2 separate regions of the Homo sapiens genome follow, and region 2 is linked to region 1. A link is an interaction called in ENCODE POLR2A ChIA-PET data of the cell type or tissue named here. Cell type or tissue: endothelial cell of umbilical vein. All regions are shown on one strand. Links, peaks and the distances in the headings refer to the core of each region. The heading gives the core; the rest is flanking DNA. Region 1 overlaps PKP4 (plakophilin 4). Region 2 overlaps PKP4 (plakophilin 4).

What was found. ChIA-PET counts read pairs that join two places held together with the same protein. Peaks named below come from ENCODE experiments on the same cell type or tissue, not always from the same donor. Only the 100,000 strongest peaks of a DNase experiment are listed, where the experiment ranks them.
Region 2: POLR2A ChIA-PET joins it to region 1 with 5 read pairs; 2 of 35 experiments call an interaction of 5 or more read pairs at or near these places.

The regions. Positions count from the first base shown.
Region 1 is chr2:158,640,526-158,645,910 of GRCh38, forward strand. It overlaps PKP4 (plakophilin 4), which reads left to right. Exons shown (of 22, transcript NM_003628.6): 10 at 102-234; 11 at 1,961-2,174. Among named protein-coding and RNA genes, the nearest start is that of PKP4-AS1, 92 kb to the right of the region's middle. In endothelial cell of umbilical vein, for the core only: no CTCF peak of the experiment used is centred there; no DNase peak of the experiment used is centred there.
Region 2 is chr2:158,487,288-158,492,672 of GRCh38, forward strand. All of the region lies in intron 1 of PKP4 (plakophilin 4), which reads left to right. Among named protein-coding and RNA genes, the nearest start is that of PKP4, 33 kb to the left of the region's middle. RefSeq lists a silencer at 2,070-2,364. In endothelial cell of umbilical vein, for the core only: no CTCF peak of the experiment used is centred there; DNase peaks (open chromatin) are centred at 434 and 2,664.

The DNA of each region.
Region 1 (5,385 bases), core at 214-5,213:
TTTTGTCTCAGCTGAGCTTTTTTTCCTTATACCAAGTGTTTTTTTCAGTGTATTTTTACAACATGGGCCTTCCTTTCTGAAGCCATGTTTTTCTCATGTAGGGAGTTTGCCTGGCGTGATCCTGAGTTGCCTGAGGTCATTCACATGCTTCAGCACCAGTTCCCATCTGTTCAGGCAAATGCAGCGGCCTACCTGCAGCACCTGTGCTTTGGTGACAACAAAGTGAAGATGGAGGTACAGGACATGGTGCCTGGGATGACTGGGGAAAATAATGCCTTTGCATTTAACAGCCACGTGCTTCTGTATTTAAGAAATTACCCAGTGTAATTCAAGAGTCTTTTTAAAGGGATATTTTGATACCAGATACTCTTTCACTTAACTATGCATTTCAGTATCTCTCAGGAAAAACTAGGATACATATATTTCTTGGAGTGCTTTCAGCATTTTCAAATCGTATGTCTACTTCATTAGCTTATTTATAAAACCATGAAGCAAAAATCAATTTAACTTGCATTTAAAAAATATTTTAGGCCAGGCACAGTGGCTCATGCCTATAATCTCAGCACTTTGGGAGACAGAGGCTGGCAGATCACCTGAGGTCCGGAATTCAAGACCAGCCTGGCCAACATGGTGAAATCCCTTCTCTACTAAAAACACAAAAATTAGCTGGACATGGTGGTGCATGGCCTGTAATCCCCGCTACTCAGAAGGCTGAGGCGGGAGAATCACTTGAACCTGGGAGAAGGAGGTTGCAGTGAGCCGAGATCAAGCCACTGCACTACAGCCTAGGAGCGAGACTCTGTCTCAAAAAAAAAAAAAATTATTAGGTTAAAAATTATAGTATTCATTGAACTAGTGAGCCAATGTGTTTTATGGGATTCTAGTCAGATTGGTGCCAACTATAAATAAGTTATAGAGGATTATAACCATCACTAAGGCTGAACATACATGAATATTTTATTTCAGGGTTTTTTTGGTATTTATAGAAACATAGCAAGTTACTGGTTATTGGCTATAATTCTATATAACATATAGATTCTTTCTTTAACGTTTCAAGCCTTCTTCTGACCCACTGTGTTATATAAAACTGAAGTGTTTTTCATCATTTTAATGTGCATAACAGTATACCAGTTCCAGACCTAAAAGTGAATGTAGTACATAAAGCCCAGAAATACTCAAATAATGTACTAATGAATTGACAAATGGAAGAAAATTTAAGGAGAGTAGCCTAGAGAACTCATTCTAGAAACTAAATAACTTAAGTCAAAAATTATTTCCTATATTGCCTCAAGCCCTGCAGATAGCTTTGCTATGTTTGTGTATTTGCACATTGCACTGCTGGAGTGAAAGCACAATTCTTGATGTGTGTTCTGAGGCTTGGAGGAGGACTGTGCTGCCTGCCGATGGACATTAAACCACTTAAATCTCCTATCTTTTTTTGAAGCCATGAACCCAGGAAAAGTATCATCTACAAGAGTGTCCTTAGAATTCTGTTTTTTTGGTGGGGGGTGGGGGGCACAGAGTCTCACTCTGTTGCCCAGGCTGGAGTGCAGTGGTGCAATCTTGGCTCACTGCAACCTCCACCTCCCAGGTTCCAGCGATTCTTGTGCCTCAGCCTTCCAAGTAGTTGGGATTACAGGCGTGTGCCTCAACACCCAGCTAAGTTTTCTCTATTTTTAGTAGAGACGGGGTTTCATCATGTTGGCCAGGCTGGTCTTGAACTCCTGACCTCAAGTGATCCGCCCATCTTGGCCTCCCAATGTGCTGAGATTACAGGCATGAGCCACCGCACCTGGCCTCTCCTTAGAATGTATAAAAGTTGTCTTATTTGGAATAAAAAGTAACCTTTGAAATGGTCTAGAGATATCCACATCCTGTGATCTCTCCATAACGGACTTCTGTATGATCACTGATTAATTGCATGTTACTTAGGCCTGGTACCTAATATTTTTCATTCTAGGTGTGTAGGTTAGGGGGAATCAAGCATCTGGTTGACCTTCTGGACCACAGAGTTTTGGAAGTTCAGAAGAATGCTTGTGGTGCCCTTCGAAACCTCGTTTTTGGCAAGTCTACAGATGAAAATAAAATAGCAATGAAGAATGTTGGTGGGATACCTGCCTTGTTGCGACTGTTGAGAAAATCTATTGATGCAGAAGTAAGGGAGCTTGTTACAGGTAGGTATAGAATGTGATCTCGTCCTAGAGGAAATGTTGAAAACAGTCTGGACTGTGCCCTTGTATAGTGGCACTATGGAAGAGTTGGAGGTTCCAGGTAATAGATAATGAGATATATATAGTGCTCACAACTGTGAAGGCTGAGAATTATTTAGTCTAATGAGTCAGAAACCGTTTAGAATGCAGTCATCTCTATTAGTATAAGTTATTGTACTTATTAATTTGTAAATATCAGCTAACAGATGTCTTTTTCATGGAGGACTAAATATGACATTTTTTACATGTATTTCATAGTAAATCTAGTTGTATTAAATAGACTATCCTATATTATGAAAATAAAATATACTTAATGGATTGGCAGTCTTTTACGTTAGCTCAGCTGGTGTCTGAGTGCCTGTTTGTATTCCCACGTACTTTACTAGGCCCCAGGGATAGAAAGATGAATAAAACTCAGTGCCTGCGCTTAAGTCACCCTCAGATTGGTGAGGAACACAGGTGGTTTTGTGAGCGTCAGGGAAATGTGGCAAGTCTCACTCAACAGAGGTTGCATTGGGCACAGAGGATGGGTAACGAAGTTCCCTGGGTGACATGAAACTGAAGTTGGCCTAAGGGATGAGGAAGCATTGGCTGGATAGGCAGAGGTCTTTCTAGTTACAAGCTCCGAAACAGCATGGGATATAGTTCTGGAGCTACCAGCAAGAGGGGGCTGCTGTGTTAAAACCTCGTGAGGGCCAAGTGTGGTAGCTCACACCTGTAATCGCAACACTTTGGGAGACCGAGGCAAGAGGGTCACTTGAGGCCAGGAGTCCAAGACCAACCTGGGCAACACAGGGAGACCACATCTCTACAAAAAATAAAAATAAGTAGCTGGATGTGGTGGCACATGCCTGTGGTTCCAGGTACTTGGGAGTCTGAAGTAGGGGGATCACTTAAGCCCAGGAGGTTGAGGCTGCACAGTGAGCCATGATCACACCACTGCACTCCAGCCTGGATGACAAGTGAGGCCCTGTTTCAAAAAAAAAAAAAAAAGAAAAGAAAACAAGGCCAGAGAGAGATAGAGTCTTCATTTAGGGAACTGTTTTTTTAGACGGAGTCTTGCTCTGTCACCCAGGCTGGGATGCAATGGCATGATCTGAGCTCACTGCAACCTCTGCCTCCCGGGTTCAAGCGATTCTCTCGCCTCAGCCTCCTGAGTAACTGGGATTACACACACGCGCCACCAAACCCAGCTAATTTTTGTATTTTTAGTAGAGATGGAGTCTCACCATGTTGGCCAGACTGGTCTCCAACTTCTGACCTCAGGTGATCCGCCCGCCTCAGCCTCTCAAAGTGCTGAGATTACAGGTGTGAGCCACTGCACCCCGCCCATTTAGGGAACTTTTATAAGGAACTTAATTGTGTCCCACATGCAGTAGGGACACTGGGGTATGGCATGGCCAGTTTAGGCCTTTAAATGCGTTCTTCCAGCAGGCAGCAGGGTAGAGGATTGATATGAAGTGGGAGAGCGTGGGAGGCCTATGAACAGACCAACAGTCTACTGATAACAGCTTGAACTATTTTAATGATGAAAAGGAAGAGTGGGGTGGAGCAGTCAGAGAAATATTTTGTGGTCTGGGCATGATGGTCGGAAGTGCGGAGTGAGAGAGAGGGAGAAGTGAGTAATGCCTGGATGTTGCAGTGCTAGTGGCTGGATTCAAGGATACTTGAGATTGAGCTGGAAGAATGGTTCTGCAGGAGGACACATTGATGACAGCATTGCTTGTAATAATAATTCAGGGAAAATACTAAGAGTTCATTGACAAAAGAATGGTTACATCAATGGCAGTACTCTCACACAGTGAAACCACATACAGCAGTTAAAATAAGCACAGTAGAATACACATAACAGATACATGCAGCTTTAGAAATACTTGCAGAATGATAACTACAGAGTAATACTATTTGAATAAAGTTTTTAAATATGTAGATTGATGTGGATATATGCACATGCAATAAAGTTAAAATTTCTAATTGGAATAATAAAAATAGATTCAGGATAGGGGTTACCTCTGTGAAGAGGAAGGAGGAAAATGGGACTGGGGGTTGTATTCCACCTCTGTTTCTTTAGAGAACTCTGAAATACATAAGACAAAATGTTAATATTTGACAAAGCTGGCATACCTGGGTGTTTGTTTTATATTTTCTTTGCCTTTTTTCATGCTTGAGATATTTAATTTAAAATTTTAAAACAACATTTCTTCAAAATTAATTTCATTCCCCCCAGGTTTCCACTGTGAAATCAGAGTTGTAGTTTCTGTAACACTTGGGAATGAATAAACTATCCTGCATCCAATATTTAAGGGGAATCAACTTTCTCATAAGATATTAATGTTCAAAATACAACATTAATATTCCCTTGTACTCTAAATAAAATACCAAAAGTAGAATATACGTTACAAATAATCATAAATCTGGAATGGACCATCTGCCTTAATGTATTTTGACTATTAATGCTTTAGCGCTTCTAAATTAGTACTCCCACTTTCTAAAATGCTTTTGAGGCATCTCACCAAAAAACAAATTATAATTATTTTTGTTTACGTGTACATGTAGATATAAAATGAAAATTAGAGCAAGCTAAACAGAATTAAGAAAAAATAAAAATGTAGCTATGTTCATCCTAGAAGTCAACACAGTCACTGTGATTACGCCCACAAATTTACCCTGAGCCTACTGTTAGGGAGGCATAGAGGAGACAGAATCATTTGCATTACATGAGTGCTTTCCTGCTTTGTCTGATGTTTCTCTTCCCATCACTTTGAACTTCCTGTGTCATGTCCAGTTGTCTTCCCATAGTAACACCGTGCAGCCAGGAGGGCTGCAGTCCATCGTGTGCGCTACTCCCTGAGAGAGCAGTGGCGATCCAGGGACAAATGACATGGAAAACACAGCTTCTCCTCAAATTTAACTAGCCAGATTCATCATGACTCGATCCTTACATCCTTAATGTGAAGCTTTTTCCTGCTCTTCTGTCCTCTCATAGGAGGAATGAGTCTTTTCTGAATTTCTGTTTGAGTTTTTTCCTTGGGAGAGACTATTACAGTGCCTTTCCTGAGCTGAGCTCAAGGAATTTGTAAGATTTAGTGTTAAACAGGAAGAAAAGTACATGATTGTGTGCTCTTTTTTTGTTTACATTTAAAAATAAGTCAAAATTACTTTAAGTAGAGCCCGA
Region 2 (5,385 bases), core at 333-5,332, 150 kb before region 1:
AAACCAGTGTTTCTATATAGTTTCTCATTTACTGGTTGTCTTCACCATAATCTTTGGAAGTGCATAATCTTATAATCATTATGTGTGTTTTACACATGAGAAAACAGTAAAAGAAATCCATGATTTGCCCTAGGATCCTGCAACTTGTGAGTAATTCAGTCAGAATCCAAACTTTAATTTTCTGATGTATAAAGAAAAGGCCTCTGGTTGGATCATACTGTTGCTATGAGTTAATATGGGAGGTGTCATATGCATAAAGTACCCATGAGTTTAAAGTTTTGGTTTGTTCAAGTAAAATGTTTATATAATTATTCAAGTTAAATTTAAATAAACACATGCTGAAAGAACTTGAAGGTAAAAATAGTTTCTGCAAATACTATTCCACACTTTTTCTTTATACCACTTTGAATGCTGAGTAAGGACATTGTACTGGACCATTGCCCAGCATAGTTCTGGCTTATAGAGACTTGATGGTGAAAGAAAGACTGAGAGAGAGAGAGAGAGAGAAGAGAGAGAAGGGGGAGGGAGGGAGGAAGGAAGGGAGGAAGGAAAAAGATTTGACAAGGGAATGTGTTTTTTAAGAGAAGCTCTTTGGGGAATAAATATAGTCTTGAAATACACCATGTAAAATAAGTTTAGTAGAAAACTATGGAGATATGCCTAAATCATAAATGAAAATATTGATTCGTTTCTTCAGTTGTGGAATTATTCATTTCTGATTTCTTTGCACAGGATCAAGCTATATTCTAGGTAGACCCTTTATGTTTTTCAATCTGTTCCACCTATATCCACAAATTTATTACTGCCACCTACTAAATTGTTTATAACCATTGTATGATCTGATTTTTGTATACATGTGTTGCTAAGTAAGTTTCACATTGTCATGAAACCAAATTATAAAAAAAATTGGAGGCAAGGGGTGAAAGATCTAGGTAGTGTATGAAAGTTTAACCAGTATTTGTTGAGCCTACTATGTGCTGGGGCATCCTCTTTAACACTTCCTAGGCGCCATACCCTGACTAAAGTTCCTTCAGCTTCTCATCAACACTTTTCCGCATTTCCTTCTGAGATGACTCTTCATCTGTTTTTATTCTGACTGTTGAAGCTTTTCCAGAAATGGTGCCTTGCTAAATTCCCATATATACCATGTGCTCTTTTTTTATGTTTATTATGCCCCTTGTATTGTCCCACTACCTCTAAATAATGTGGGGAAGCAGTCACAGAGAAGAGAGATCATTGCCAACCCTGTTTTGATTCTGTTTGACACTCACTGTCTCACTTACATGCAGATATCCTTTCACCAGTAGGTTTATGGTAGGCAGCTTTAAGATAGCCTCCAGTGATCCCACCTCCTGGAATCCATGCCTTAGTGTAATCTCTGTCCCTTGAGCATGCCTGAATTTATTATTCATTTCTAATGAATAGACTATTTATTTGGGTGATTGTATATCACTTCCAATAATAGCAGTGTTAACAATATCTCAGTGTTACCAAGGATTATCAGTGATTGTTGATAGTGTTCAGGAAAAAGAGCTTAGAATTCACTCCTGAGTCAGGGAAAGAATGAAGTCTATGGGTGTTTAAAAGAGAGCTGTCCAAGGAGTGGCTGGAATCAGATAGGAACAGGTGTGCAAGGCAGTGTGTCTTCAAAAGATGTGTCTTCATTTGCATCAACTATTTTAACAACCTTGGGGAAGGCATTACATCTTTCAGAGCCGTTATTTCGTCATCTGTACAATGGAGTTGAACTTGATGATGATTGTTTTGATAAATCTTTTCAATTCACATTCTCTACATCCAGAAATCCAATATTTTACATTTTGATAAGATTTTATTTAAAACAAAGTTCATCCACATACAGTAGAGTCATTTTTTTTTCCTTCAGAAATCATTATTGTAGGTGTGAAATTTATATAACATCTAAAATCTTTTGATATTATTTCTCTGGGTGTTAGCATATCTGGGCTTCTCTTTTTTGAACTGCTATTTATAGTAACTTTCTAGGGTTTTGCTTTTTATAGTTATGGAGTTTTAATGTGGCCACACTATCTTAATCATTTCAAGTTTGTGTCCCTGACAAATGAAAGAGATTTCTGACGCTAAAACCTATCAATAACCCTTCTCAGAATTCCTTGCTAGAAGAAAATGATTGGCTGCTTGTCTTTTGTTCCTCCAGTGGAGTTGGTATGTCATCCCTGAAATCATCTTCTGTACCTAAAATGTTCCAGCTACCCATCGCAGCACTCAGAATGCTGATTTGGGGCTTCCCTGACTCCTCTGCCCCCTGCAGCTGCCTTAGCTGGATGCAGGGTTTTTGCTGAGGCTCTTCCCACGCTGGGCTAAAGATTTATTAACCCTTTCTTTTCAGTGTTACAGTATCAGAAATGAAATTCTACTCACTTGCTGCATTTAAACCTTATGTTATTCATGTCATTTACAAAATGTTCTTTCCTTTTGGAATCATTTGCAAATCAATTTAAGCTGTGTTAAGCAAGACAAAAGTATACATTTTAAAAAACATAATTATGTCCAGCGAAACTCTCACAGTCTATAGTAGGAAAACCTTAAGGTGAGAGGAGTCTGGATTCCTCAAGTGTGGCCCTAGTGCTAATGAGCTTCAAAACCCAGGCACAGCCAGTTACTTCACCCCCTTCCCCCGTGAGCAAAACAACAAAACAACTAACAGTGTGAATCATTTTTCTTCAGCTCTTGGTCATTATTAAGACAACAATTAGGGGAAGTGTTATTCTCAGATTGTCTTTTTAAAATAGACACATTAATGATACTATATAAAACCGTGAGATTTATTTAAAATATTTTCAATTTAAGGGGTGTGCAAATCATTAACACCAGATGGCATCTACCTAGGATTTTTTAAAAGGTGGATTTGGGATACTTGTAGCCAAAATGTAGAAATTTAGCTTATAAACAGTTACTGTGCCAACAGATTGGTCAGTGCAAATTGAACGTGTCGATGCAAGAGGATTTAGAGCTTTTGTTGTCCATCTTTCCTGCTAAGCTCTGGTACCTCCCTGATAACAGACCTGGTCACCAAATTGATTTAAAAAAAAAAAAAAAAGACGGCAAACAAATGTGATATTTACAAGAAAAAAAATACTAGAATATTTTAGGGGGTTAAAAGATGCATAAGTAAAGTCGATGAATTTTTCTTAGATTTTCAAAAAGCTTGTAACAAATTTCCACTTGTTATTTTTAAAAGAATGCTGTTGAGTTGTAAATGGTAAGAATAGCTAATTTGTCATAGAGGATTGAAGTTTAGAAAGGGGAAATAGCAAGTTGGGATAAGCAGGCATTTTTCTGGAGGAAGAAGTACAAATAGGATTCCTCAGGAGTCAATGTGGACAATAATTTTAAACATTGATTTAATCTGTCTTAAGGAGGGCATGAGTCTCTGTAGGTTTACAGTAGCAAATCCCCTGGAAGACTGATCTGACCACCTCCTGTTTATTCTCCTTGGCTCTGGATTCTCTCTTTTGTGTTCACATTGCTGGTCTTTATTTTGGAGAAATTCTTTAGTTGGATGTTAGGGAGGGTTGAGCTGTTCATGTATCTCCATTGATGGCATTTGTCAGGACCAGGTCAGTGTTTTATTTCTTTATCCCCATCTTCTACATCTACCTCCCACGGCCGTAGGCATTTCTAATGTGTTTAGTGTTTTTGTTTGTGTGTACTCTTGTATAATATGTATGTTGCATTATGTAAATCATTACATAAATGTTGTTATTCTCATTCAGTTAATATTTTTCACTTAGTTTATTTTAAAGATATGTGTCCCTGGGTGGTGTCTGTGTTAGCTTGTTGATTCTGACTGCAGTTGAGTATTTCATGATATATATCCATCCAGTTTTATCTCTCCCCTCCTTCTGTGATGGTTATTTAGATTGCATTCACCTCCTCACCATCGTAAAAAGGGGTGCGTGATCCCTTGGGACCTGTGTGACAGTTTCTGTGGGAAATATGCCTAGCACCAGAATTGCTGCATCATAGACTATCAGTACTCTTACTTTGCCTGAGCTGTGCGGTGCTGATACTCTCTAGAATGGCTGCATCCATCTATATGTCTCCACAACCCAACACTTAGCGTGGTTCAGTCTGCCAGGTGTAAATCAACTCATTTTCAGTTTGTATTTCTCTGACTACTTATGAACTTGATAATGTCTTCATCTGCTTGTTATCTTTTTTTGGGTATCCTCTTCTGTAAATTTTTTGTCCATACCTTTTGCCCAGTTTTCTACTGGGGGTTCTAATCTTATGTTGATTTGAGGGACATCATTATATTCTGGATATATATCCCTTATTATGGCGTTACAAAAGTCTTTAATATCCCACTTGTCTGTAAACTTTATTGAACAGAAATCATTAAATGTGCTATCAAAATCATCGTTTGTTCTCCCTTCACCCCCCACCCCAGCCATATAGCTTGAAGGTTTTGTTCAAATCCTTCTCTAGCCCTAGTTCTCAAGGTATTCTTCGTGCTTTCTTTTTTATTTTTAATTTTTATTTTTGAGACAGGTTCTCACTCTGTCACCCAGGCTGGAGTACAGTGAAGCAAGTATGGCTCACTGCAGCTTCGACCTCCCAGGCTCAAGCAGCCCCTCATGTCAGCCACCCTAGTAGCTAGAGGTGAAGTAGATGGAGCACAGGTGCGCATCACCATGCTGGAGTAATTTTTAAATGTTTTGTAGAGATGATGTCTCGCTATCTTGGCAGGGCTGGTCTCAAACCTCTAGGCTGAAATAGTCCTCCTATCACAGTCTCCCAAAGTGCTGGGATTACAGGCTTGACCCACTGCACCGGGCCCCTTTTTTTAACTTTATAGTTTTACTTTATACAATTTGGCTCTCTTGCACCTGGAGTCTACGTTGTGTCACTGCCCTGATTGAAAAAAAAAATCTAATGGCCTCAGTTGCCCACAGAGTGAAACAAGGCATCACAGGGAATAGGAAACTCCTCAGAATCTATCTCACACCTTCCCCCTGTTCAGATATTCCCATATTCTTATAAAAATAAGAAACCGAAAAAGCAAGTTATGCGAAGTTAATTTTTTTTAGCTGAGGAATCATCTTTGTCTTAATCTCAGTTGCTTCCTCTCCACTGGTTGCTTCTCCTTAAGTATCTTCTGTCTCCTCAGATTTTAACAACAGCCAGCAACCTGCCTTCACTTCCAGAGAGCTGTACTGGCACCCCCTCTCCCCCACACCAACCCCAACCCCGTTTCCCTTTGGCTTCCGCCACCCTGCTTCCCCTCCTGCCACCCTGCCCGGGCTTTGCTCCTGAGGATACTCTTCATCTGTCTTGCCCATCAACACTTGACAACCCACTCCATGGGAAAATTGCTTTCCTTCTTTGCCTGTTACAATAGTA